Regions from separate parts of the Mus musculus genome. Here all the other regions are linked to region 1. Evidence: chromatin loops called from intact Hi-C (ENCODE). Cell type or tissue: heart. All regions are shown on one strand.

Evidence for each region. Peaks named below come from ENCODE experiments on the same cell type or tissue, not always from the same donor. Only the 100,000 strongest peaks of a DNase experiment are listed, where the experiment ranks them.
Region 2: a loop joins it to region 1, with 4 times the contacts of the local background. A loop is called at or near these places in 3 of 42 quality-filtered maps.
Region 3: a loop joins it to region 1, with 4 times the contacts of the local background. A loop is called at or near these places in 5 of 42 quality-filtered maps.
Region 4: a loop joins it to region 1, with 7 times the contacts of the local background. A loop is called at or near these places in 35 of 42 quality-filtered maps.
Region 5: it touches region 1 in a loop (3-fold over the local background); 8 of 42 quality-filtered maps call a loop at or near these places.
Region 6: it touches region 1 in a loop (2.4-fold over the local background); 2 of 42 quality-filtered maps call a loop at or near these places.
Region 7: it touches region 1 in a loop (9-fold over the local background); 21 of 42 quality-filtered maps call a loop at or near these places.

The regions. Positions count from the first base shown.
Region 1 is chr14:103,717,414-103,721,413 of GRCm38, forward strand. It overlaps Gm35197 (a long non-coding RNA gene), which reads left to right and starts at 1,613. Exons shown (of 3, transcript XR_383715.2): 1 at 1,613-1,646. In heart, CTCF peaks have their summits at 252 (motif pointing right), 1,583 (motif pointing right) and 3,473 (motif pointing left); DNase peaks (open chromatin) are centred at 1,648, 1,968 and 3,718; H3K4me3 peaks cover 504 bases; H3K27ac peaks cover 778 bases.
Region 2 is chr14:103,783,295-103,787,294 of GRCm38, forward strand. All of the region lies in intron 1 of Gm35197 (a long non-coding RNA gene), which reads left to right. Gm35116 (a long non-coding RNA gene) reads left to right here. Exons shown (of 2, transcript XR_874924.1): 2 at 1-1,125. Among named protein-coding and RNA genes, the nearest start is that of Gm35116, 6.4 kb to the left of the region's middle. In heart, no CTCF peak of the experiment used is centred here; a DNase peak (open chromatin) is centred at 2,037.
Region 3 is chr14:104,201,244-104,205,243 of GRCm38, forward strand. Gm52151 (a long non-coding RNA gene) reads left to right here. Exons shown (of 2, transcript XR_003951238.1): 2 at 1-2,671. Among named protein-coding and RNA genes, the nearest start is that of Gm52151, 12 kb to the left of the region's middle. In heart, a CTCF peak has its summit at 2,210 (motif pointing left); no DNase peak of the experiment used is centred here.
Region 4 is chr14:104,036,803-104,040,802 of GRCm38, forward strand. It overlaps Gm41238 (a long non-coding RNA gene), which reads left to right. Exons shown (of 3, transcript XR_874926.1): 2 at 1,959-2,038; 3 at 2,152-2,805. Among named protein-coding and RNA genes, the nearest start is that of Gm41237, 3.9 kb to the left of the region's middle. In heart, a CTCF peak has its summit at 2,237 (motif pointing right); no DNase peak of the experiment used is centred here.
Region 5 is chr14:104,463,375-104,467,374 of GRCm38, forward strand. It overlaps Pou4f1 (POU domain, class 4, transcription factor 1), which reads right to left. Exons shown (of 3, transcript NM_011143.4): 2 at 2,311-3,497; 3 at 1-1,170. The coding sequence ends at 2,355. Among named protein-coding and RNA genes, the nearest start is that of Pou4f1, 2.6 kb to the right of the region's middle. In heart, no CTCF peak of the experiment used is centred here; no DNase peak of the experiment used is centred here; H3K4me3 peaks cover 1,614 bases; H3K27me3 peaks cover 3,553 bases.
Region 6 is chr14:103,917,608-103,921,607 of GRCm38, forward strand. No RefSeq gene overlaps it. Among named protein-coding and RNA genes, the nearest start is that of 4930518C04Rik, 21 kb to the left of the region's middle. In heart, no CTCF peak of the experiment used is centred here; DNase peaks (open chromatin) are centred at 1,934 and 2,764; H3K27ac peaks cover 1,198 bases.
Region 7 is chr14:104,811,947-104,815,946 of GRCm38, forward strand. All of the region lies in intron 2 of D130009I18Rik (RIKEN cDNA D130009I18 gene), which reads left to right. Among named protein-coding and RNA genes, the nearest start is that of Gm24280, 160 kb to the right of the region's middle. In heart, a CTCF peak has its summit at 2,240 (motif pointing left); no DNase peak of the experiment used is centred here; H3K27me3 peaks cover 350 bases.

The DNA of each region.
Region 1 (4,000 bases):
CTCACAGATTTAACCCTGCTTGCAATGGTCTTTTTCAGTTTATAGGCAAGGAAAGATTTTTAGGTGTGGAAACTGTGGCTTTCAAAGCCTGAAAATAGTCCCTAATGTTACTTTACAGAAAGTGCTGGTCAATCTCTGATTTAAATGATTTTTATCACAATAATCCCCAAGTCTCTGGTTCAAAACAACACCTTGTCCTTTGACTTGTACTTGTGATAAAGTGTGGCCCTGCATCACTTTGTTAAACCAATAGGGGGCGCCAGAGTTCAAGGCAGAAATTTAGGGGGCTAACTTCGTGGTGCTTCCCCAATAAAGCACCAGCCTGTTATAGGACCTCGCTCCCCAGAAAAGGAGATGGTGACAGACAGCACTCTATGTCTGGGGAGGAAAGAAAGCCGGGATCCTGGTGCCCACATCCTTTACAATGCTTCACATCCTCCCTCCATTTTCCTAGGATAATCGGGGTTGGATCCAAACATTCATTAATGAGATTTATTTCCTCACACTAGAACGTATAGCATGCGAGTTAATCAAAACAAATTCTCCAAGGCCATCACTTATTTATCATTCTGTGTGGTTCTATAAAAGACCTCCCCTCATGTAAAAAATCAGGCAATCTCTTCATCTCATTGTAATGAGCATTTCATGGAGTTGTGCAACAGCCAGCAAAATAGTTACAGTAGCTTAAGTTTTAAATGACATCCAGACTAGACAGACCATTTCGGAAAGATGGTTCAGGGGTTACAGATGAGGACCACTTCTGCCGAGGATTAGAGTTTGGTCCCGACACAGATATGGAATGGCTCACAACACCTTAGTCCACCAAACAGCCAGACAGGCTAAACTGAATTAGCCTGTTACAAAGCCAACACTAGGACGTCTGGGTGGCTGCTTTGGTTTTAATAACCAAGGTCTTTTAAGATCCAAGCACAGAGACTTGTTTTGCTAATTCTGTTTAGCCGGGAAGGGTTGGGGCTAGTGGTATCTTGTCCTGTGGCTTCAAGTGTCTTTCTGGAGAGATTTAGGCTACTTTAAGAACTAACTCAAATCAGATAAGTGGCTTGAAACCAGGAGTCATGAATTCTATCAGATGCACGGTTTATCGAAATGACACAAACTGCTCAGTAGGAGGCAGTAACTGTGCCCCACAGTCTTAAGGTTCCCCTGCCACACTTCATTTGCTAATGGTCAAGTTAACAGAGAGGTCACCTGACATTTCCTGATTAAATGGTTCAGATTATTCAATCGTACACCGTCTGTAGTTTACAATGACCATTTTTATTTGCTGGAGACTTCAAAGGACCCTAGTAATCCTGTTTAATTTTTTTCTTAATATTTCCTTTCTATTTCTGTATCATTTCTGTTAAAAGCCGATCATGATCCACAATTTGGAAAATAGTTTCAGGGGACAATTATTTTATGAATGATAAATCTGGGTACATTTATTCCTAAGCAATCATAAAATTATGTTTTGTGAAAATGACTGTTTCTGGATGGATTCGTAGGGATTTTATTGTAGGTACACATGGATAACGAGCAGTGCGATACACAGCAGTTTACTTACCACACTACCAGGACAGTCCACAGGAGGGCAGCATCTACCCAAGGTATAGGACTTAAGTCACACTTTCTGAGCGGAAATTCTGGTAAGTGTATTAATTACTCTATAGCGTCCTAGGACGAGCAGAAAGTGGCTTACACTTGGCAGTGGAGAACCAATCTTTTCAAACCTGAAGAACTCTGATGGTTTTGTTTAATCCAAGGTATGCAGTCAAGTACTTGCTTTGTTCGTGGCTTCTTTCTTCCCTTTTACATTTGTCCTCTCTGCCTGCTCCTGCTTAGGGAATCCAGGCCTTAATGACTGAGTCCTGAGGATATGAACACAGCCATGAACACACTGCCCTGACTCCGAGTCATTGCAAACACTGCGCATATCTGTGCTGACTGATGCTGGCTCCCCGAGCCCCATTGCCATGCCTGCTGACTGGGGCTTTGTGCTGTGCGGGCTGCCTTGGTCTGTGAGCAGCCATGACCCTCGTGACCAGTGTCGATGAGGAAGTGCTGCCCCTCAGAGGAGCTGTGATCTGAAGGCTTTGCCTTCCCGGTGCTTGGAGAAGCTCTTCCTAACACAGTAGAATGTCCTTACACTCTCCAGCCACGTCAGCTTAAATCTACGATGACTGTAGGAAGGAAAAATACTATTTTGAATTTCTTTCTTTCCTATTATTGTAGACACAGCACTGTCTCACCTGAAGATCACAGGCTGAGTTAACATCGCCCTGTGATTCACTCCGCAGGAAATAGGCAAAGGATCCAGTCAGTCTTGTCAGATTTGAAACAAATTTCCTGCCCTTTGTTTTATTTGGGTGTCTATTGTCACAGGTTGGAACGTTGGCCCTAAGTGTATATTTGTTACAAGGGCTTTTTTTTTTTTTTTTTTTTTTTTTTTTTTTTTTTTTGGGTGCTGCTGGTTTAATGAAATCATGTCCGTACAATTTTGAAGATCCAAGGTGTATCTGGTCTATTACTTATGAGAATATTATGTTATTTCTTTTCTCTCCATTTTATTGGTTATTTTATTTATTGATATTTCACATGTTATCCCCCTTCCTAGTTTCCCCTCTGGAAACCCCCTATTCCTTCCCCCTACCTCTATGAGGGTGCTCCCCCACCCACCCACCCACCCTGCCTCACTGCCTTAGCATTCCCCTACCCTGGATCATCAGGCCTCCACAGGACCAATGGCCTCCCCTCCCAGTGATGCCCGATAAGGTCATCCTCTGCTACGTATGCAGCTGGAGTCATGGGTCCTACCCCCACCTCCATGTGTACTCTCTGGTTGGTGGTTTAGTCCCTGGGAGCTCTGGCAGGTCTGGTTAGTTGATATTTCTCTTTATCAGTATGCTACACAGCGTTTCCAGCCTTCTCTTGTTCTCGATCCTCTGTGCGTGTCCTTGCTCTGATTGACTGCTCCGACAACTCTCTCTAAGCCTCCCTTCAGTGCTCTGGTAGTCACTGATGAGACTGCTTGGGCAGCCTGGCCTGTCTGAACTGTTGCACAGTGTTGTACATCACCTCAGTATGTGGAGGACTGTGCTAAGATCTGTGCTGAGGTGTGTGTCCTCCTAAGACCTGTCGTGCTGCCTGGCTGCAGGAGACACACAACACTTTTTGGATAAACTGAACCAACCACCGGTCTCTGCTGATGCTGTTAATCATCTGGAGGCACAGAGGACGGGTTAGTGACAAGCTTTAAGCCTGGCATCTTTTTTTTTTTTTTTTTTTTTTTTTGCTGGAGGCAGGACTCCTAGACGGGTCCAGTCTGTCTGCAGGCTGCTTTGTAGAAGAAGGTGTAAACTCACAAAGGTGGAGGAAGGCGGGTCTGCTGTGAGCCATGGCAAGGCCAGGGCTATGTGAAAGAGAATAGCCTCAAGCTCTGCAGGAGAATGAGAGCAGCGCCCTCATGTGGCCAAACTCGAATAACATCTTAGAGCCACAAGTCTTGTTCCAGATTTTACTTCAAGATACAGGCTGCTTCTCTGCCCCTCCCCCCAAATTATAAAATTTTAATATTTTGTTTTAAAAAGTTATTTCATCCTCCTTCCAATGTCCAATAGGCTTCCAGGCAGTGATCGCTCACAGCTGCTCAGAGACTGGAATAACGCAGTGGGACCCACTGTCACCACCTTTCCCAGAAGTGACCGGGGCCACTGGGTTGCTGTGGCGCAGTGTCTGATCATCCCCAGGGACCCAGGGACCACACTGTCATTTCAGTGCGTGTACAGGAAATGGTTGCGTATTTGAGGGCCAGACTAGGGCCAGGGAGTGTGACACAAGGTTCAGCATTGCAAGTCGCAGCTGCATCTGTTTGAAGACACAGTGTGAAGGTGACATGGGGGAAATGCATCTCTAAGGCTCGGGAACAAGCCATACTCTAGAATTTGACGAATTGGTTTGATTTGGTACACATATCTTTACTGTGCATCATGAGATGACAAAT
Region 2 (4,000 bases), 66 kb after region 1:
AACTTACTATTATTCTCTTATCTTCATGAAAGTTTCTCTTTCTTTTAATTTTGTATATGAGAAACTGGATTTGAGGAAAGAAATATTTAGGATTTTTCAAGAATACTTAAAATGTAAAAACAGAGGTTATAATTTCAGTAAGACTTAGGAAAAAATTCCTATGATTTTTTTTTTCAGTCATTTTCCAAAACACTAAGGTAACAAAAACATTTGAATCTGGATCCTACTAGTTGTAATTGTATGAAAATTTCATCCAGTTTATATCGACACTTGTCTTGGCATAACTCTTAAAAATACCTAAATAAATAAGTAAATAAATAAATAAAGGATATTTATTAAAAGAGTAAACCATTTTGTGTATGCATGATACAATTTATATCTGTATATTATGAAATGATTTATCACTAACATTATTTTTTGCCGAGTTTTAGGAGCACAAAATGTTTTGGTATTGAGTCCCATTATTGAGTTTAAATAAAGGAAGCAAAACTGCACAATAACTTTCACACACAACTTTAATTCTGATTGCTTTTCTATGTATAATGTCCACAAACACACAAATTAGCTACCAGTTGGAATTTTAAATGAGAAGATGCATCTTTTGGTGACATTACTATTCTGAAATTACACTTCCTGAGAAACATTTGCTTCTCTATCTGCCAGTCATTTACGCCAAGAATCTTCCCTGATGGACAAGTGAACCCCTAATATGATGCGCTTTATTCATGGATATGAACAAAACCCAAGGAGCTCAATCCTTCTCTGCTCCCCACTCAAGTGGATTCTTCTTGTACAGACTCTCTTCTCCATCATTCCATCACTTCCACAAGTACCGCCATCTTCTTTCTCCAGATCTCCCCATGGACATGATGCACCTGGGTCCTCAGTAGCTGTGGGGTAGGACTTTATCCCAAACTAGGTTGTACTGACTCTATATTCTGTATTTTTATCTAGGATGCCATGGTGGAAGGACCAGAAAGCTTATGAGCCTGACCATCTCTATCGGGAGGTTTCCTTGATGGTGTTCTTCATTCCTGTTCTTTTTGACCCTGGAGTCTAAGTTTACTCACCATATTGTGAACTCCCCACTATGCATCCAATAAGAATTTTCTGGTTTTTGTTTAATTTAGCTGGAATCAGTTACTGCTGCTCCTAAAACCTGGCTCCGCAGACAATCAATTCTATAGTACTCCCTCCTACTTCCCCCTACTTCCTCTCTGCTTCCTCCCTACTTCTTTCCCTTTTTGCTCTTTTTTCTCCTTTCTGCCTTCTCTCTTTTCTTATTGTCTCATACTTTTATTGCCCGTGCTTAGAGGTTTTGAAGGATGAATGAAAAATGAAAAGGCGAATGCAAAAAATAGAAAAAAAAAAAAGAAAATATTTGAAAGATGTTTAATCCCAACTGCTTTATTTATTTTTCTTTTCAACTAAAATGGAAGGATCCCTGGCCGTATATTTTAGACCATTCCAAGTCTTATGGGAATGCAGTAAAATATGATTATTAGTAGCAAAACAAAACAATACAAAAAGCAAAGCAAGTTGATCCCCTCTCCAAATTATTCAGCAAACCCAACATTTTCATAATGTTGGTCTTTCAAACATGTTCATGGCTCATGGCTTGTCTAAACTAATTAGACAGTTTGATGGATACAATATTTATTTTCAAAGGATCACGCCAGATCTTCTTATAAAAGTAATTAACAAAGTTATTTTTGGAAGTTAATGTTTCTCTGTAGCAAGCTGGGAGAATTTAAGTTTTAATGTCCAGAGATGGTGTCACTAAAGGTGCATTTAAATATTTAGCCAAAAATTAGAGGGCCTGAAGTTACAAAGTTTACTTGAAAGAGAAATGAGTCACATCACCAGGAGTTTATCTCTTAGACTTGCTTGCTTGCATGGTCACCAGAAGTCTGTTTTGTTCTTGGTTCCCTCCTTAAGACATTCAACAGCTGTTGCTTCCCCTAAACCGTAAACTCCCTCTTCCTGTACTACCCAGGCTGCTATAGGCACAGACAGTCCGGAAATGTGAGACACTTTGGTAAATAACAGAAGTTAGCAGTGATAGGAATAAACTGTAGATCCTTTTAGGAACCAGAGCAGGGTCCTCTTACATCAGCACAGCAGATTCAGGTAAGCCTCAGCATAAGCCACTTACGGAGCAAAGAACTCGGCCCACCTACGTCATTTCTATGAGCATAATCGTAGCAGACACGTACAGCTGACTTCTATCTCAATCTGCCAAACTGTTTTTTCATCTGTCAGCAAACTATCTCCACTTTAATTAAGAATGCATTGATTTTTGTCTTTTTTATTGTTCATAAAGCATTCAGTCTATTTGCACTTTATTTACCTTTTAAAATTTATTTGTTTATTTTTGTGAGCATTGTTATTTTACCTTCGTGGTATGTCTGTGCATCACATGATGCATGTTTGGTTCCCCTGAAGGACAGAACAGGCTTCAGAGCCTCTGGAGCTGGAGTTACAGACTGTTATGAGCTGGAATGTGGGTCCTGGGAATCATACCCAGGTCCCGTGAGAGAGCAGCCAGTGCTCTTGACCACAGAGACACCTCTCTAGCTCCCTGTACCTCTTTTAATACCTAATATGTTACTTGATCCTGTTTTAATGTTTTGGGCTTTATAAAAATAGATAAAGTATTTGTGCCAATTAATAAGTTTAATAAAAAAGTTAGATCCAATCTTGCATTTCAGATAATTCTTATACCTCCTGAGACATAAAAAAATCTTCCTTTATATACAAAAATAATCATTGGACTTTTACAAGTATTGTGCCAGAAATAGCAGGAAGGGTTTATCACTTCAGTTTTAAAATAGTAAGACGAGCTTAAAGCAAAGCAAACTGTTCTGAGAATTTAGTGGATTTAGAATAGTAAAAATTTTCCAATAATAAAAAATTTCAATGCACACAAAATTTTGGGGCAGTCAAAATTTGGTTTTGAGATTAAACCATTGAAGAATCAGGAAATCAAGTGAACGGATTCAGGACCATTTTTCAGAAGTGACTGCAGGTGGAGTTGGACAATCTCTACTGAGCAGGTGTGAAGCTCAAAGCTTTAGCGAGATCTCAGACCTGGCATAGGCACTGCTCTTTCTCCTATTAGACCAGATAGCCCTGACTGACACTGGGAGGGATGGAGGGACGCTTACTTGAGGCCATGGGAAGTTCGCACTACAGTGACTAATAAAACTGTGAAAGCTCTTCACCTTTTTCATATTTCATGTCTTTTCCTATAAAATCATATGTGCAAATATGGATTAGGAAACTAGGTTTTCTCCTTAATATTATACTGAAAGTAATATTTTCCTTCCTCCCAACCTAAAGAAATGTACAGAAAATGTTGAGTATACACAATATACCCCATTGGATTATTTGTTATTTTATTATCTTTAAGCAAATTAAAAACACAATTTTTTTTACAAATTTGTAAAAGTGACCGTAAGTAGATAATTTTGTCCATAGAATACAGATGAATTTTATCAAATTCTCTCTATTGTAAATATAAACGAAACATGAATACATTTGTACACTCATGTAGTTATTCCTGTTATTTTTGTAAAGTATGGGGAGCTTACCAGAGATGACCACTCAGACACAGAGTTTCAGCCTACTGGAAGTCTCTATTCCAGCTGTTTCGGATTACACGCAGGTGTTTGGGGATCCAGGTGTGGCCCTGTGCATCCAGAGCATGGGGTATTTTAACATAAACCCACACTCTGGCATCTTGTTTGGCCATCGCGGGGGAGTTTCACAGAAGCAAGCTACTGGTTTAACAGAACCAGAGATAAGTTAATTTGGGCATCTTGATTTTGGATTCCTAAAGCAGAGCTGGGTAATGTTCCATGGGATTCTCCATCAAGAGGATCAAATTCTACTTAAACCTGAAATGGACTCAGCACGAATACAAGATGGCAGAGCCTCTGTCACAACAGTGTATGGGCATTCCAAAATTTTTTGAGCAAGTCTTATTATTGTCATAACC
Region 3 (4,000 bases), 480 kb after region 1:
AGTGGAGAGCAGGGCTAAGAGGTCTATTTAAGACCCTCACACGTAAGAAACTGTTTAAGTAACTGTAATAAATCATTCATGAGTGAGCAGTAAAACACTGTTTAATCATTAATTAACCATGTATTAACAGTAGAAAATATTAACAATTCATTCTTAATGTACTTGATGACAGCTACAGTATTAAGTGCTATGGATTCATGTAATTGACTATTTAACTTATTTTCTAATTAAGTTTTAATATAGTTGTAATTAAATTATTGGAGTTTTTGCTTCTGTTAACCACCTAAATAATATGATGTTATACATGATGGTTTCAGTCTAATGTTACTTTGTTCATGCTTTGCTTATTGCTAATGTGCCCTTCTACACAGATGTAGGCCCATTTAAATCGTAAAATTTCTCCAAAGGCAATCGAATAGCGATTTAGCCTAATCATTTGTTTAAAGTTGACAATGACTTGACTTGATCAAAGACAAAGCTAGAATTCTTGGATGACTGGTACTCCTAGATTAACTGCCATGTAAATCCTATTCCTGATACAAACTACAACTCAAATATTACTTACGGAAATTCTGCACATTTAACTAAAGCCTCACACTTCTGTTGCACTTGCTAACACACTCATTTTTTTTTAAATAAGGGAACAATATATAAAAAAATGACAACAGATATTTTGCCTCAAAGACAACATCTAACTTAGGCAATGATATCTCATTTTATGTACTTTTGAGTTGAGAGAGAGAGACAGAGACAGAGACAGAGAGGAAAGGGAGAGAGAGAAAAGAGAGGAGAGAGAGACAGAGAGAGACAGAGAGAAAGGACTCAGAATAAACAATTTGTTGCTGTAGAGACTAGGAAAGCAATGTAAATTGTGGCCTTAATATTTTCTTCTTCTAGTTAATATTATAACAATGATTCTTAATAATTACATTTGTAGAAAAACAAAGTGTATTAACTTGTTTATGTGTCAGGAACGTGAGAAGATTGACCATCTGCTGTGGAGCCATAGATCCTAGGATGCATTTTACTGAAATAGAATATTAACATTTTTAATCAAGTGTTTACAGAAAGTAAATATTTCACTTGGCCATTGGAACAGTAAAAGTATTTTCAATCTTCGGTGGCTCTGCATTAGTCACAAAGAGGAGGTAAACATAAACAGGAACAGAAACGAATCTCAGATCCTCGGGTTAACTGGGGTATATTGAATGTAAAGGACTCCTTTTACAGAGCCATCAGTTCACATCACAGAGATATGGCCCTGTGGCCTTTGTCACACTTGTCAATCAATCCCCACCGTTATTCAATCAGGTGGTAAGCAGGGAATCCTAGACCAGAGGGTACAGTTCTGAATACACGGATTTGTCTACCCTAACAAGGCTGCATTTGCTTTAATGACTCTGCCCAGTCACTAACGCTACCCATGCCTCCCACAGGCAACATTTCAGAAGTGTCATAGAGAAAATGTGATTGCTAGGGCTTCCGAAGTTTTCTTTCCTTTCTTTGAAATTAAGTTTCATATATTTCCAAGTGTGAACTGACTGGCTTTTATAGTATAAGCTTTTCAGAGTAGAAGGTGAGCATCAAAAAGCATTGCTTAGAATAACAACAATATTTTGTTGTATGGACAAGACAAATCTATTCTTCACGGCAGGCATAAGGCTATTGACCCAAACCACAGTTCCCAGGCTGAGGATGGGATGGGCAATGCCATGCTGGAGTGGGTGAGGTGTCTTCTCATAGAACAAGAAAGTTGTTGCGATTTTTTTCTGCGGCATCTTTTCAGAGGATGACACAGTTCAGTGCTTGCAATTACTTAAGCTCCATCGTGCTGAATGGAGACAAAGTTACAACTTTTGAGATTACTACTGACAACAGAGCATATTCCTGTCTGTGAGAGAACTTGTTAAGGGACCTATACAAAGTGCTGTGGCTGAGTGTAATTGCAACCATTGGGGTGGGGGAGGATCAGGTCAGAAAGCCTGTCTGGTGGTTTCATACCCAGCTCACACTCACAGGCAGCTATCCTGAACGTAACTAAGTTTTCCTGAATTAAACGGTTACTGTAGGGCTTCAGACATGGCTTAGTCCTTAAGAATATTTACTGATTGTGTGGAAGACACCACGTTGGTTCCCAATATCAACAAGTAAGGTTGCTTACAACCGTCTGTAACTCTGGTTCTAGGAGATCAGATGCCCTCTTCTGGCCACTGCAGGTATCAGATATTCACAGGGTGGACATAAATAAGTCCATTCTGGCCAAACCCTCAAATAAACACAAACATAGAAATTAAAGCAGTTGATATAACAACCCACTTTTTCTGAGCATTAAAGTGGTCCAAAGTTAGAGTGGGATAATAAGACAGAAAAGGAAGTTTTGTCGAACGCTGCTAGTTTAAATGACTTTTACATATTGGGAATACTGACTCAGCAGGGAGAGCAATGAAAAAGGCATTTAGCTTTGGCTGTCTAGCCGCTGGGAAATATTACAGCTGGAATTTTCACTGCAGACTTTCCGTGTGAGTACTGAGCTAACATCCCTGAGGGGGAGCAGAGCCCCAGAGTTTATCCCCGTGTTTACAACCCTGCAGGTCAGCACTGCCCGATGGGAAATCATCCGAGCCACATACGTAAGCGTAATGTCCCCCCCCCCCCTATACATTTTACTTAACGCAAGAGCTCAAAAATATGTAGGCAATTTAAGAACCGATGCTAATAGAATAGACGACGTTTATTTTCAGTTACGCTGCTCAGGTTGGTCACAGTGCTGCCACTCAGGTCACAGAGAGGTGGACCACAATACACAGCTGTGAACGACCAGTTCATGAGGTACTGGAGTCACACATGAAAGATTGTCAAATGAATAACACTTAGGATTGTTTTGAGATCATTACATATATGGAGTTTTAATAAGTCAACTTTTTTTCAAAAATAGTTTTTAAAAATTTAAGATTAAGATATAATTACAAATTTCTCCCTTCCTTCCTCCAAATACTCCCATATTTCCCTCCCCTTCCCCTTCAAATTCATCGCCTCTGTCACACTAATTGCAATTGTGCTTATGTATCATATACCTCTGTATTTCTAAATTTAACCTGTTCAGTTCATATGATGCTACTTGTATGTATGTTTTTTAGGACTGGCCTTTGGCACTGGACAATCAACCATTTGGTGTCTTATTCCCTGTGAAGACCACCTCTCCCATTACCAGCTTTCTTCTCTTTTCTGTAGTCCTTCACATAGGGTTGAGCCTTGTGGGCTTTTCCCAGTCCAGTTTAACATGATTACTGGTACCACCCTGGGTCAGCTCATGTTTGAAAGTCGTGTTGGTGAGCCTTTAATGGGTGTAGCTTTTGATGTTCCTAGGGAACACAATATCACAGCAAACTCACTGATTTTCTGGCTCTTATATTCTTCGCACCACCTCTTCAGTTCCCTGACCCTTAGATGTGAGAGTGTTTTCTAGATGTATCCACTGGGCTCTACAGCTCTGCAGTTTGATTAGTTGTAGTTTTCCACAATGGTCTCTGTCTATGGCAAAGAGACATTTTCTTGATGAGGGACGAATGCTGTATTTATCTGTGGGTATAAGAAAAAAGATTTGTAGATTGTTGTTAGGAATCATGCAAGTTTCCAAAGGAGGGTGGCAATTAACAGTTCTACCCAGATATGCTAACTATAAATCACAGTCATTAACCAGCATGCCACAGTAACCCTGAGGATGTTCTAGTGCACACATACCTTGGTGGTAACTAACAGCTCTCTGACACAAATCTGTTCATCATGAGTGGAACACACCTGGTGCTGCAAACCTAAATAACTACTCACTACTAGTGGAGTCCTAGTGACTGGAAAAGAATCTACAACCTCTAATTTATTACAAAACTTTTTAAATGGTAGTTGGGAATCATCAACATTATCTGAATTTTAGAACAACATGACTTGAATTATTACTTTGTCTTAAAAAGTGTCACCAGCTAATTGTAACTATTTTCCAAAA
Region 4 (4,000 bases), 320 kb after region 1:
GAAACAGATGGCTGTGAGCGTTTTCTTAAGTAGAAGGGCAGATGGAACAGGACTCAGGGACCAACTTTCCATGCTTTGAAGGGTTTGAATGACAGGACAGGACTTTTTTTTTTCTTTCTTTCTCTAATTGGTAGCATCACTGGGTCAAAGAAGAGGGAACTCGAGGTCAACCATGTGAAGTACTGGTGAACAGAATTCCAGCAACAGAGCAGACTGAACACCATGAAAAACAGTCCTACTCTCATACAGGAGGCACTGTGTAAAACATCATATTATTCTAGGACAGACCAGGAAGACAAATTAGAAACAGGAAACTTCCTAGGTACAGAGAGTCAGGGGCTATGACCACAGGCAGAGCATAGACCCACAACACAGAGCTTTGACTACAGAGACATTGACAATCAAATATAGGCTCAGGAAGAAGAGGAAAGGCATATAGCCTGCCCTACAGTACAGTTGGGAGCCTAGAGGATCTGCGTCTTTCTTAAAGGACAGCCCTGGGAAAAGGTACGAGACCTTATCTCCAGATAAATCAATAACCCTCCCAAGAGAAATCAGGACTTCAAGTCTGAATTTATGCCTACTGTGTAGGATTCACAAATAGAAATGAATGAAAGGAATATCGGAGTCTCAGCCAGTAAGATCTCTGGAGGATTCTGTGAGGACAAATCTAGGAACTCTTCAATCATATAGCATATAGCATGCATCAGACCTCTTCAGAGGGTACGTATAATAAATAAAGCATAAACCGTGAGAGCTCATGAGAGGTTGGCACGGGACAGGAGAGGTTAGTCAAAACAACAACCAACCAACCAAACAAAAAACCCAAGCCCACAAATTTCAAGTAGGCAGGGCATTAAGTTCAGAAGGTCTATCATTAACATTGAAAAGGGTACTTAAAAGCTAAGTACTTCATGCTTTAAATTTGAGATTACACATATCCTCACCATAAGGATCCGAGACAAGGCACAAATCAACTTACTTAGTTATTCAATGTATACATACTTCAAGACAGTATGTTTTGTATTTTGAACCATTTTTTAAAAAGCGATAAAAGGTATGCTTTTAATAAACTTGCAAGTTACCGGAGGCAATGGTAAACATAAGGAAAGAAAGCGCAAAATAAGAACTGACTCAAGGACGAGAAAATCAAAAGGTTTTAATGATGTAAATGTGTGTGAGCATGCACAAGCCCACCGCATGCGGAAACGGGATTATTTTCTACTTTATACTTTCTTCCAGCTCATTAAAATTTAACAAATAACACATTTTATAGGAAACTATGTGTGATGAAGGTTCTTATTTTCTGCATTTTGTATACTGACTTTCGGGAAACTTTTCAGGTTGGTCTCTGTTGAAAAGCAGGGCAAGTGTGCGCATTCCTCCGAGTATTAGGGGCTCATCTAGAACGTTGTAGACAATTCTAATTTTGTTTTTTATTTGTAACAAGTCTTAATTTTGATCTTCACCTGAGCCTTCCATTTCTGCTTTTCTTTCTGCTCATTACTCTAGACGTACTTTGGCAATCATGGGAAGAGACAAGGAAATTATGGGAATAACAGTTTTTGCACTCAACACCCCACTTCCAAACCCTATATATTGTTTCTCTGACAAAGAATGAAGCAATTTGAATTATAAGATATTTTTGTTAGTTTAATACAGTATCCTCATGTACGGTATAAGGTGACTTAGTATCACAGCTTGCAAAGAGGGGGACGTTACATTAGAAATCATATGTCTTCCTTGGGTCTTTGCAGGAGCACAAATAACCTTTTTCTTAAAAAATAAAATCAACTTAGAGTCTGGGGTTGGGGCAGAGCACACTCAGCTCTCAGAAAAGGGAGGGGGCACAGCTAACAAGGAGCTGCCTTCAAAGATGGTTGAAACCCAGGGGGATTTTCATCATAGGATTTTGGCTCTGGAAGGTCTTTGAAGATTTTTGGATTTTCACTTAACAGGTGGTCCTGCGCCTGCTGCTCTCTCTGCTGATCTGAAGCCACACAGCCCAGCATGGCTCCCACTGCTTGACTTTCTGGAGGTAAGGCCCCAGGAACTGCTCCTTCCCATTTTTTTTATTTATATCCAATAATGACTTTTCTTATGAGAGGCTTACAATCTCCCTTCTCCTTTTCCCCACCCACTACCAACCAGCACTCCAGGGTTTGAGCATCAATACCTGCCCCTCAATTAGATCAGAGAAAACCTGAAAGATCGCATAGCGGGAGTGCAAGGTGTCCACTAGATGGCAGAATTGATCAAGCTGAATCGTGCGCCGCGCAGCGAGACTGTGAACTCTGAGTACAGAATCCAGATGGAGGGATAGACAGCCCTCTAAAGCTGACATCTCCACGTTTTCCCCAGTGTGAGTCTTGAGCGGCCCAAGGGTGCTCTGAAATGCTCCGGGCCGCACCATTGTTACAGTCCATAGAGGTGACACTTTAGGGAGTGACGTTATGGTGTCTGACAGCCTGTTACATAGTGTGATGCTGTCACTGGAGGCTAGAGACTCCTCCAAAGGTCCTAGTTCAGGAAATCCTGACTTACAAAGTTCAGGTTGTCCATCCATACAGAAAGTCAGGCACACTCTTTATGATGTCCCACGAGGAATACTGGCAGTATCACTCATTTAGAAAAATATTATCTACCAACTCTCAATTCTCCATTGTTGCAAACTGGTCCCGTTGTGGTCCCAGTAATGGATTTATACAGCTAAGTAATTTATTGTGCCATTCTCATTGAACATCTTTACAGAATACTTCAAGATTGAAATAAATACCATGAAAAAAAAAACAAAGAATTTTGTATTTCAAAGGCTCTGCACTTTTATTCACCTAGTTTAACATTTATCTGATTTATTTCATGCAGCAACTCAATGTTTCAACGGTATTGTGCTGTTTAGAACACACACATAGTATGTCTTGAACAATATCCTTTGTAAGACCAACTGGGATCCCCATGACTATGCTTGCTCTCAGGAACATGCCTAAATTACTTTATTTCAACATTGCACAATACACAGCAAGCACCAAGATGCTGGTACCAATTCTATTTGTTAGCAAAGGAGCCCAGGCTCAAAACAGTTAGCAGACTGAAGCAGATCGCAGTAACTATGAAGTTTAATAGGAAGCCTCTTCAATCTTACACTTGAAGTTTCTTAACGAACAACATGGTTTTATTTCCCTAGTTGAATGTGAACATTATAAACACCGAACCTATATTTGCATATAGTTGCATATAGGGCCACTTGTATATTCTTGTATCCTGTGAGTAAACTATCTACAAATGAACTAAAAATGAGCAAGCCAAATACAGGATGAGTTACACAGTAATTAATTGTGATTACAACAGAACTCATTTTTCCCAGGCAAGCAGGATGAGACCATCTTCTATACGATACTGAAGGATGAGGCCAAAATGAATGGACCCGCTGTCTTTTACATTTGCGGCCATATCAGCTGTTGCTCTTATTGTTTCTGTCTGTGGCGACAGAGCATGTGGTACTGAGTGATAGCATCACTTTAGATCTTATAATATGCTTGTCCTAATGACGACCCAGCAGCTAAAAACGCTGTCTCTGTTCTTTCCCTTTAAGTCATTACAGACTCAGAGAACAGTGTCAAAGGATATGAGACAGTCCCATAAATGCTTCTTTATCCAGATTTCTCTTGTCACGTAAAATGGCACACTGGTCAAAGAATATTAGCTATACTGCTAATCCCATGCTTCATTTAGAGCTACAGAGTTTTCCACTGGCACCCTTCTCTGTTCTGGATGTAGTGTGGGACCTGATGACAGGTGAGACCCGATGATTGGTACCCTTCCTTTCTCCTTGAGTCTCACTAGTGCTGAAAAATGTGGAGGTAGAACCGTTCTCCTCACTGTCCATTCGCTTTGACATCAGCAACTCTAAAACCCAGGGGTCTCATGCAGAACCCACTGATGTGGAGCAAAGTAGGAACTCAGTGTGTGGAGTACTAGGTCTGAGCTCTTCACATGGGCT
Region 5 (4,000 bases), 750 kb after region 1:
CTTGCGTGATTTTAAAGTTTGGTTGAGGCTTTCTGTTTGGTGTGGGTTATTTGTTTTGTTTTGTTGTTTTCTCTCATTTGTTGACCGGCCCTACCAGGACTTGGCTCAATATAAACACAAAAATGCACCCAGATCATAAAACTGCTCTTCTTTCAGTCATGTTTTATTTGGAAGTGGACTGGGACACATCTCCCTGTTGTATGTTGGCGCACAGAAATGGTTCTGATGGGGTGGGGTGGGGGTGGGGGCAATAGAGCGAAGACATAACCAAGGAGAGAGCTCTGCAGACACAACATGGACAGGAGGATCAGTCAGTGAGACATTTCAGGATTAACACTGGCAGTTTGTAACCACTGTGTGTGGGCCTGTGCATGAAAGAAAATATTTACAATAATGTGTTTTCAGTGGAAACAGGCAGTAGACTGTGAAATCACACTATCCACAAAAAAATGGTCTACCAGAAAGCTAGCCCAGTTTAGTGCTCAGTTTCAAATGCATAGAATGTTTTGTGCTGCAAACAATGACATACAACATAATTAAATAAATAACAACGCCTACCCAGAGTGAGACCTAATCACATTTCTTTCTGCACCTTTCGAGCCATGCATGATTTCAGTCTTGTTAAACAGTGCTTCCCCCCTTATCTCTTCCGTTTTCATCTTTAGTTATGGTTAAATGATAGTAACAGACCATCTCCACATGAGATCCAAAGGGGATCTTCTACACAACAAAGCAGGCATTTCACTAAACCACATTTCTCTCTCTCTCTCTTTCTTTCTCAAACTGTCTTTCTCAAAAAATTTTTCCTTAAAATCCGTCAGCAGCTTGGATTATTAGTATGAAATATCACACATGATTTTCTATTTTGGAAACTCATAGTGCAAATTGAAGTTTTTGTGACTCAACATTTATCCCCGGTAATAAATGATCCTTGAATAACAACAACAAGAACAACAACAACAACAGGGAAACACTGTTCCCCTTCCCCCAGGTAAGTGCAGACCTATTTGAAACGAACAAGGTGGGAGGGGCTTTAAATCTTTAAATCTCTTCCTTTCTTCTGGGATTTTAGGTGATTTTTCTTACATGGGACTCCTGCCCCCAAATGAGAGCAGAAACTTCTCAGCTTTTCAACAACTTCACGGTTCTCCAAAGGAGGGAGACAGGGACCTAGAAGAGCGAGATGGGCTGTATTCAGTGGAGAGAAGTGGAAACGGAAGCAAGTTTCTTCCCTAAGATCTCCCACCCTCTCTTAATAAGTGCGATGGCAGAGTTTGAATCCGAACTAAAAAAAAAAAAAAAAAAAAAAACAGAGGGCACTCTAAAGTTCTAGAAGTAGGATGGGGGGGGGGGGACACTGTCAGATAATTTGTTCATGGATCCATGAAGAAAATTATAAAAGTAAAACCCTACTGTAGGTATGGTCATTTAATTATCCCAGAATAAATTCTTTTTTTTTTTCGGAGAACCTAATTTCTGTCTTTTGAGTTCTCATTGCCTCAAGACCTGACCAAGACCACAAGACTGAGGCCATTGGCTCCTGGGAAATGAAGATTCGGTGTGAATGACCAGGCAGCCTCCCCAAGCGCATGTAAGCTAAGCTCCAGATGCTGAGTGGAAGCCAAGCCTGGAGTCTCTTTGGAAGAGAGGAAATAAACCAAAGAGGGTGCAGGTGTGAGACTTTAGAAGGGAAAGTTAAACACAGGACTAGCTTTCTGCCCGGAAGCTCAAGGTGCAGGCTGATAGATTTCCTATGTGACTCACTTGTGCTTGGGAAGTTGGGGCGGTGGTAGTAATGGTACTGCTGCTTTCTCTTCCTTGGGGGTAAACGAGGCTGCAGAATACTGCTCCCAGGAGTTAAGTTCCTAAAGCATCTTTGCCCCCCCCCTTATTTGTCTAGTGTTTTATGTTTTGTTTTTGGTGATGGTTGGTAGTTTTATCTTTGTACATAGTTCCTTGGTCCCCAGATGATTTTGTAAGTGTCTCTGGTCAAGATCCCCAGTTCTTCACCCATCTTTCCCTCCCACCCTGCTCCCCAGAACCATCCTGCTTCTCGAAACCCCCCCAGCTCCAGTCTTTGCGTTTCTCCCCCACCCCCCAGGCCCTGCTCACCTAAACGTCCCCCATTCTCTCCTGCCATCCCAAACTTTCTCCACACCCACACCCCTGTTCTCTAGGCTGGGGGACAGCTAGGGCCGGGTGCAGAGTGGAGCTGAGGGAAGGGCAAGAAAAGGAACTCCCCAAATGCAGGCAGGATAACGGACAGTCTAAATGAGGGGAAGTGGGCCAGAGGGAGCCCCAGAAACGCACCCCTCAGCTCCCCAGTGTGCCCCACCCGGCGTCTCACACCCTCCTCAGTAAGTGGCAGAGAATTTCATCCGCTTCTGCTTCTGTCTCTGGTTGCAAAACCACACCCGCACCACGTTCTTTTTGAGGTCCAGTTTCTCGGCGATGGCGGCGATCTTCTCAGACGAGGGCCGGGGTTGTACGGCAAAATAGGCCTCGAGGGAGCGCTTCTCGGGCGCGGCGATGGAAGTCCGCTTGCGCTTCTTCTCGCCGCCGTTGAAGAGCTCCGGCTTGTTCATTTTCTCACGCTGCGCGCCCTCGGCCTCCTCCAGCCACGCCTGCAGGATGGGCTTGAGCGCGATCATGTTGTTGTGCGAGAGCGTGAGCGACTCGAACCTGCAGATGGTGCTCTGGCTGAGCGAGCCCACGCCCGGGATCTTGAGGTTGGCCAGCGCCGAGCCCACGTCGGCCTGCGTCACGCCCAGCTTGATGCGCCGCTGCTTGAAGCGCTCGGCGAACGCCTCGAGCTCGCGCGGGTCCGTGTCCGAGTCGCAGATGGACGCCAGGCCCGCCGCGCCCACCACCGCCGCCGCGGCCGACGCCGCCGCCACCTGCCCCGCCGCCGCCGCCGCCGCTGCCGCCGCCGCGCCGTGGTGCGCCGCCGCGGCCACGAGCCCGGGATGCGGCAGCCCGGACGGCATGTTCATGGCCGCCGCCGCCGCGGGGTGCGACAGGTGGCCCAGGCCGTGCATGTGCGGGTGCGGATGCGCCGAGCCGCCCAAGAGCCCGCCGCCCGGGCCGCCGCCGCCGCCCCCCGGGCCGCCGCCGCCGCCGCCACCCCCGGGGCCGCCGCCGCCCGGGCCACCGCCGCCCCCCGGTCCGCCTCCGCCCCCGGGGCCGTCGTGGGCGCCGCCGCCGCCTCCCGCCGCGCCTGCGCCCCCTGCGCCGGCCATGAGCGCGAGCGACGGCGACGAGATGTGGTCCAGCAGGTCACCGGGCTCGAGCGCCTGGTGGTGGTGGTGGTGGTGGTGGTGGTGCGCCAGCGGCACGGTGGACGTGGACGTGCAGGGCACGCTATTCATCGTGTGGTACGTGGCGTCCGGCTTGAAAGGGTGGCTCTTGCCCTGGGACACCGCGATGTCCACGGCCGCCAGCGCCTCGGCCCGCGCCAGCAGCGTCTCGTCCAGGCTGGCGAAGAGGTTGCTCTGCAGCTGCAGGCGACACAAACCAAACCAAAAAGAAAAGGAAAGAAAAAAAAAAGAAGAAAGAAAAAGAAAAAAAAAGAAAAAAGGGGGGACAAACACCAAAGAAACCACAAAACAAACACACAAGCAGGAAAGCACGGGCAAAAGGCAAAACACAAAGCGACCAAAATAACAACGGGGGGTGGGAAGAGCAGGGTCAACGGAGGACCGGGGGACGATTTGAGAACATGCCGGGGTGGGGGAAATAGAAGGGGAGAGGCACAGGGCCAGGGAAGGGTAGAAGGGGACGCACACGGAAACACATTCCGGGGAAGACAGTGGGAGACGACAAAAAAGAGCGAAAAGAAGAAGAAAAAGAAGAAATGGAGATGTCACTCGAAGCTAAGGACCCGTGCCACACACCCGAACGAGAAAGCGAGCGAGCGAGCGAGCGAGCGAGCGAGCGAGCAGAGATCGCCTTGTGCAGGCGTAAAATTAACCGACAAAGTGGAGCCAAGTCGACAGCCGCG
Region 6 (4,000 bases), 200 kb after region 1:
GTTATGCTTCCAGTCAGGAGCCTAGCATAACTGACCTCTGAGAAGTTTTACCTAGCAGCCTCCACCCGGCAGCCTATGGAAACAAACTCAGAGACCCTTAGTTAACAGTAGACTGAAGTTTGGGGGCTTTGTGGAAGAATTGGGAGCAGGAACAAGACAGTAGAGGGAATAGGGACTTCAGAAGAAGACCAATGGAGTCAGCTAACTTGGACCCTTGGTAACTCCCAGACACTGGACCACCAACCAAAGAGCATGCATGAGCTGGACCTAGCCTTATCCCACTTTTGCACACATATGTAGCAGATATGCAGTTTGGTCTTCATGCAGGTCCCACAACAACTGAGGCAGGGGCTGACCCCAAATCTGTTGCGAATCTGTGGATCCTGTTCTAGCTGGGCTGCTGTTTTTGGCCTCAGTGGGAGATGATGTGCCTAGCCTAGCCCTGCAGAAACTTGATGTGCCAGGGCGTGTTGATACCCAGGAAGAGGTTCCCCCTTCCCAGAGAAGAAGGGGAGGGGGCCTGGGGGAGGAGCTATGTCCAGGGAGCTATGATCAGGATGTAAAGTGAATCAATAAATAAAAAAAAACAGTGAAAGTATAAATAATTGGCCATATATATGAAGTTTTAGTCATTGTTCTTAGAAACAGTTTATAAAATCTTTCACTTTTCTGAATAAGCAAGTTTTGGTGCAATAACACATTAGTGGTCACTTTATCAGAATCAGAACTTCTTCATAGATAAGCAGGTTTCAAATTTTATAGTCAATAACAAAAATAGGAAGAAATTCTATGTAATTTTTCTTCTATTAAACTTCTGCCACTGCTCAGTATCAAATTTTAATTCTTAGAAATTATTAATGAGATTTGTTAGGAGGGAGGTCTGAATTATAGATAAGAACAATTGGACATATCTATGTATATACGTGGTAATACACTTATATATAATAGAAGTGTGGAATGTGCGTGCTTATGTGTTCATATAACAGTACAGAGATATGCAAGGCACTTTTCTAAAGTTAGATGCTGAAAGTCAAAAATCATATAAGATCACATCCTTTGAGTTATATATCCTTTGAGTTTTGTAGATTTGAGGTATTAAGTTTAGAAACCTCAGTTAAATTTTGAGGACATTTAAAACAGGTTTATTTTTTGTTTTTGCTAAGTTTCAAAAAGGATGACTTCTACAATATTATAAAGCTGAAATGACTCATTAAAAATAGTGACAAATGAGAAATAAATGAGAAAAATTTAAAATCCAGGTCACTATGAAAGCACATTTGCTTTGAATTGGTGGGAGGGTGTGGTCCTGCCAACTGTCTTTGCTTCCCATGTAGGGTGGATTGTTAGCACATTGTAGCACCACTGAAATGCCTGTGGTTTGCTATTTTGGGAAGATCGTCTTTTACCAGCAGGCCTGATGTTAAAGCACACAACCTCTTGTCTTCCCGGCCTAGACATAAAATCTGTCATGGTTTATAGACTCTGCTGACCAACATTTGTAACTTCTTTTATTACTAGGAAAAGTTCAGGTGTTCTCTCTGGTGTTTTTATTTATTTATTTATTTTCTGCTTGAGGGTCGTTGCCTGAGAATGGACCATAGTCTCTGTCATTGTGATTTCTTTGAATGTTTTTCTCACATTTCTCTCACCTTCACTCATGTGAGTATCACAGAGTACATGGTGCTCCTGATCCGTGGGGTGAGCATTCAGCTTCATACTAAAAAAAAAACCAAAAAACAAAAAACCAGAGCATGTCCTCTCAATAAGAATGAGCCCCAGGGGATGTAGTGACATCAGATGGGTTAGAGCAGACAGAGGGTCCAAGGCACGCTACTCCTTCTTCATGATCACATGTGTGTGGTGAAGGCCTCGATAAAGGTTAGGAAAACATCCTGGCCTGTCTGCTTGCTTCTCACTGGTTTCCTGAGCTGAGATTAGGGATCAGGGTGGGAGCATGGGTGAAATCTCTTCCTGAACATCACGGTTCTACGATTCAGAGGGATCATGACCAGAGGTTCCCACAGCATAGCCATGTAAATAAACAAATAATAAACTAGCCTTGCACCCTGACATTTGGCCACACCCTTGGGTATTGTATCTTGGACTTGCTGTATTCTGTTTTCTCCTCTAAGAGGTAACTGTTTAGAACACTGAACAAATACTTTGTTTTTGCTACATACATTCACAATTTCTGAACTCTGAAATCAGGAAATAAGAACAATGACCATGGCCTTGCCATCCATGGTCCATTGGGACGATGGGCATCTCTTCTTTGTGAATAATCTCAACTTTTTTGATTTTTTGTTTTTGTTTTTCTTGTTTTTTTAATAAACTGCTTCTTTAAGGATTACAGGGTGATACCCTTGTATTTTTAACAGAAGGTGTCTTTTGTGATAAGGTTTTATTTGACTACACTGTTTTAAAGGCTCTGTTACCACAAGAAATTCAGGAAGGGCTTCAAACTAGCCCAAACGTTTGTTCATTCAATTCTGCAACACAGAATAAGTGCTGTTCATATAAGGCAGGCTAGCAACTGCTGTGGGAGTCAGGGCTTTAATTTAGTCTATCATTTAGTTCTGTATTTTGAATTTTAGCCTATTCCAACATTAAAAATGCCTACACCGTTCAGGAAAATAGTGGGACCTTCAGAATCAGACAGATCTCTCCTAACTCCAGGACTGACAGTCATGCAGCTTTGAGCTCACCATTCAACGAGCTCTGGGCTTCTGTAGAGAGGATTGTGAAAGAGTTGCGGTGATCTGTGCAGGAAACAGGAAGGAGCATGAAGGAAACGTCCAGCAAACAATAACCGATCCATGTTTAAGCATCAAGCAAAGACAGACCAGAATCTACCCTTCACAATGAGGGCAGCTAAAGTTCTCTATCTGGGGTGACAAGAGAAGTCACTCCATCTTAAATATAGGCTTATGTTCCAAGGAGAGCTGGCTATGGACAAAGATAAACATGAGCCGTAGATGCAGCAGGAATTTCCATTTTATGACTTTATATCCATTATATAGAAGAGCGGGATCTGCCCCAGACATTCCTGGAAATTTAGAAGTTACTTCTTCCTGTTTCCTTAAATTCTCACTTCCTTTCAGGTGCCTTTCCACACTCACACCTTGGCCACCGGGAGCTTCCTTTTCAGTCTGACACTGAGCCAGAGAAGGAGTGGGGGAGGGGGGAGAGGGGAGGGGGCGGGGCGGGGGGGGGAATGGGACGACTCTGAGCCACTGGATGATCCTGTTCCATTTCTATCACTGGCTACTCTGCAATTCAACAGGGTCTTAAACACACAGGACTTGTTTTAAAATTGATTATTTTATTTATTTACATTTCAAATGTTACTCCCTTTCTAGTTTCTCCTCCGCAAACCCCCATCCCACACCCTGCTTCTATGAGGGTGCTCCCCACCCACCCACCCACTCCTGCCTCACAGGACCAAGGGCCTCCCCTCCCATTGATGCCAGATAAGGCCATCATCCTCTGCTACATATGCAGCTGGAGCCATGGGTTCCTCTATGTGTTTTCCTTGGTTTAGTCCCTGGGAGCTCTGGGGGCAGGAGTCTGTTTAGTTGATATTGTTGTTCTTCCTATGGGGTTACAACCCCCTTCAGCTCCTTCAGTACTTCCCCTAACTCCTCCATTGGGGACCCCATGATTGGTTCAATGGATGGCTGTGAGCGCGTTTGCCTCTGTATTGTTCAGGCTCTGGCAGAGCCTCTCAGGAGACAGCTATATCAGGCTCCTGTCAGCAAGCACTTGGTGTCTACAATAGTGTCTGCATTTGGTGATTGTATATGGGATGGATCCCCAGGTGGGACACTCTCTGGATGGCCTTTCCTTCAGTCTCTGCTCCACAATTTGCCTCTTATTTCATTTAGACAGGAGCAATCACAGGACTTTTTAGAACCAGCAGTATACTTCCTTATGAGGAAGACTTGATGTCCCCTTTTAAAACTTGGCATTATTTTTATTATTATTATTATTATTAAATCAT
Region 7 (4,000 bases), 1.1 Mb after region 1:
CCCTTACAGAAGCCAGCAGCCTTTATCCCTCATTGGAAGGCACCAGGGGCTCTAATTCATGACGAAATAATGTAAATTTTTGAAATATTCTCAGGATGGAGAAACTCTTTTCAGCCATGTATAAACTGGACTTTCATCCTCAGAGGGTTTCTTTGGGTCCAACTCTAAGCTTTGAGAACCACATCACATCGAAGGCTGGCTGGGGTACCTGAAGCCCCAGTATGCCCCTGGGTAACATGCAGGCTTGTGGCCATATGGTGTCCCCAGAGCCCGCTGTCCTCTGATCTATGCCAGAGTAGGCATATGCTAGGATATTTCAGGACCCTGAGGGAAGAGTCAAACTGTCTTAGGGCCAGTGTGAGGTGAAGCTCTCGTTTCTCTTTTTTACAGCAGGAGTGGAGACAGACACAGAGAAAAGGAGAAGAGAGTGTGATTGTTATCAGTCCTAAAGCACAAACAGTCAGGTTAGGACGTGCAAGACAAAACTTATGGGATCCCTGGAGAAAACCGTTCTATTTATTTTAAATAATAAACTTAAAATGCTTTTTTTTTTAAATGAAAAAGGAATCCTCTATCTTTAGCTTTCAGCCACTAGGCTTCTTGAAGGTCTTGGTTTTTACAAACCTTGGAAAAACAAATATCTAGAATGTACTTTATTTGGTGATGTCTTTTCTCGTGTGCTGCTTGTTTGATGGAAATTTAAGTCAGGGGAAGGAGACACTAGGAGGACTGAGTCGTTACTTCTGGAGTCTGCCGTGATGAAAGGCCCCGGACTTCCTTCAGCCTTCCTCATTGGGCTCCATATTGAGTGAGTGACCATTCGGTTCAAATATCTTGAGGACCTTTGTGATCTGAATAAGGGACAAAGGAGCCCAGTCAGAGAGGTTGTCCTTCCCAACAAATGTTCTACCGGACACATTTCGAGAAAGCTGGGAGTAAACCCAGGCTCGGGTAGGCTTTCGGACGGATAGGCAGACAGAACTTATGCCCCAAGTCTGAGTGCCAGGAACAGCTTATAACGAAACCCTTTTTGTTGAGAACAAACAAGCGTGGAAACAGCGAATCACTGGGAAACAGAACTACACCGAGGGGCATCGGAAAACAAGGAGCTGTGTGTTCAGTCTCCCTCCTGAATAAGGAAGAGACACATTCAAAACGGCACAACACACAAGTTGATCTTACTCCTAGTTAGAAGCTGCCTAATTCTAGAAACCTCCCTTCTCAGTTTCAAAAGAGATGGCGACGTTTGCTAACGTGCGCTGGTTGTGACCAAACACTGATCATTGTTCAGCATCACTGACAAAGCTTCTGGTGTCTCTTAAACTCATTTTCACAAAACCCAAGGATAATCTTTCCTTTCTTTGAGTGAAAAAAACAAAACAAAACAAAACCACTCTTAGATTTCATTTTGGTATAGAGAAATGTTATGTAAATCAAGTATTTGCCATATTTGAAATGTTGGCCATTCTTTAAAAATAATACACATGTATATTTTGTTAATTGAAAAAAAAACAACTAAACTTTCCTGGTGAATGGATATAAAGGTAGTTTCTTTTTCATATGATAGTCACATATCACACATATGCAAAACTCAAGTTTTGTAGGCTTGTTTGTAGGCTTTGTTAACCAACTGCTTCTTGCGGGGAAATAATTAGGGTTTTACTCAAATCTTTCTAAGGCATAAAGCAAAATAAGGATGAAGAAAAGAGCTATACACTAGAGGACTTGCCTAGTATGCACAGGCATATCCATAACACCACAAAAAGTTTTTAAAATATCACAAAAACGATTTTTAAATAGTTAGATTTCATTTTGTCTAGATATAAAGGCTCATGCCTGTGATTCGACCATTCAGGACACTACAGGGTCATTGCCACGAGTCGGAGGCCAGTTTGGTCTACAAAATGAGTTACCTAGCCATCTAGGCTGCAGCGTGAGATCTTGTCTCAAAAAACTAGCAAATCAAGTGTGTGTGTGTGTGTGTGTGTGTGTGTGTGTGTGTGGTTGTTGTTTGCACACATGTGCGAGTGTTTAAAAGAACAAAGAGAGCAAATAATAAAAATAAGCAGTTTCCTATTTCCAGACATGGAAAAGATATTGTATGAGTTGTGAACAGTCACAAAAACATAAATAAACATACAGAGTCCAAGAAGCAGTTATCTTTATAAATAAATCTGCTTAGATTCAACATTGCCGCTGACAGTCCTTGGTCAATGTTAAGACCGCGCCACCTTCTGGTCATAATGTGTATGACAAGTGCTCATGTTTACAGACTAGCATTTCTGCTTTATGTAAAACTTATATTGAAGGAAAACAACAAACACGCGACTTGTGCAGTTTCTTCTCCCTGGGGAATGCAGTGCGATGAGAACACAATCCCTAAATGTACTCCAGTGGCTATTGTTCTTGAAAATCCAAGTTTGCTTTTGAGCTCGCTCTTCTGTAATGGTTCACGACAGACCATAAACAGCCAGACAGGGCTGCGAATTTAAGAGCAAGAGGGTTTGGTTGTCTGTCTTTTCCCTAGTTGTTATTCTCTGAACTTCTTAGAGCCTGCGAAATCCTGCTTCAACAAGAGGAGTCAGGCCTCTGCCAGTCAGGGGAGGCAGATGGGGGCTGTGCCATGCCTCTCCAAAGCTACACAATAAAAAACACACAGGCTAATTTCTGAACAACTGTTACCACATTACTGTGGCCAAATGATGACTCTGGGAATTATATTCTGCTTACATTCCTCCATAGTTAGAGTTAGATCGATGATGTCGCTGTGGCCTTCAACGTCCTGGCTATAAATGAAAGGCGAAAATGGAATAGTTTTGATACCAAGCTGGACACCCCAGCTATGGAAGTTTTGGAGATCCTATGACCTGCAATTCCATAATACTTCTTTCATAGTTTGCATTTGAAAAGATAATCACAGAGGAAAGGCCTGTTCCCATGTGTGTAGCTTTGGGATGTGTATATCTTAATCAAAAATGTATCAGAAGCCCTGAAATCTTATACGCATGAATATGTATGAAGACGCAAGTGCGTTGATGGAGTCAGTAAACTTACTTCAGTGTTCTTCAACTTTCTCAGCAGAGATTGTTTAAGATTTCTGGGGCACACAGCCTGGTAACCTGTCTGCTGCCCATGTCTGTGTGCCAGCACTACCCTGTACCTACGCATGTCCAGCCCTAAAACAAAACTGAATGTAGACACCAATGCCCACACAGCACTGCGGTTTTGCTGTAGCCATCAAGAGCTTTTCCTTAACATTCTATTTCACTTTGACCCTGTTGGCCAAAATTCATTTCTCTAATATTAAATTGGCTTCTGAATCTATGACTTAAGGAATAGGGGAGTGGTTAGGGGGAAAGAAAGATACAGGCTAAATTAGAAATACAAAGTCTTTCTCTGCAAAGTCGTCGGCTTTCATTGGCGTTGAGGTTTGCTCTATATAAAATTTGATTATGAAGAATAATGATTTCAAAGGGAAGTTTCAAGAGTACCCAAGAGCCACCAAGATGGCTCTGTGTGTGAAGGTGTCTGGAACTCAGATGGTGGGAGGAGATGGCTGACTCTTTCAAGGTCTCCTCAGACTTCCACACACTCACACACTAAACAAACAAACAAACAAAATGTGAAAACAGTACCCCGAATTTTAATTACTCATCTGGTGAGGTTCTTCTCTGAGGGACAGACAGGAGCGCTTTCTACCTGACAAATGAGCAAGACCCAAATGGACTGAGATGTGAACACATGGGGTAAATTAGAACCACTTAAAAACCAGGTCAAAACCAACTGCAACGCAGACGCCTAGGAAAGGATTCTCCACTAGAGAATCAGGATTACCGATGACAAGGAACAGTCTTCCTTAGTCTTCAGCAAACCTCCACGAGATCAAGATGATGCAAATCTATCAACAAACAGGGACAGGAAAATAATTTCCTAAAGTTAGAAAGTGATAAATGATAAAAATCATTTGTTAACCATCATAAAAACTGGCTTAGGGATAAGT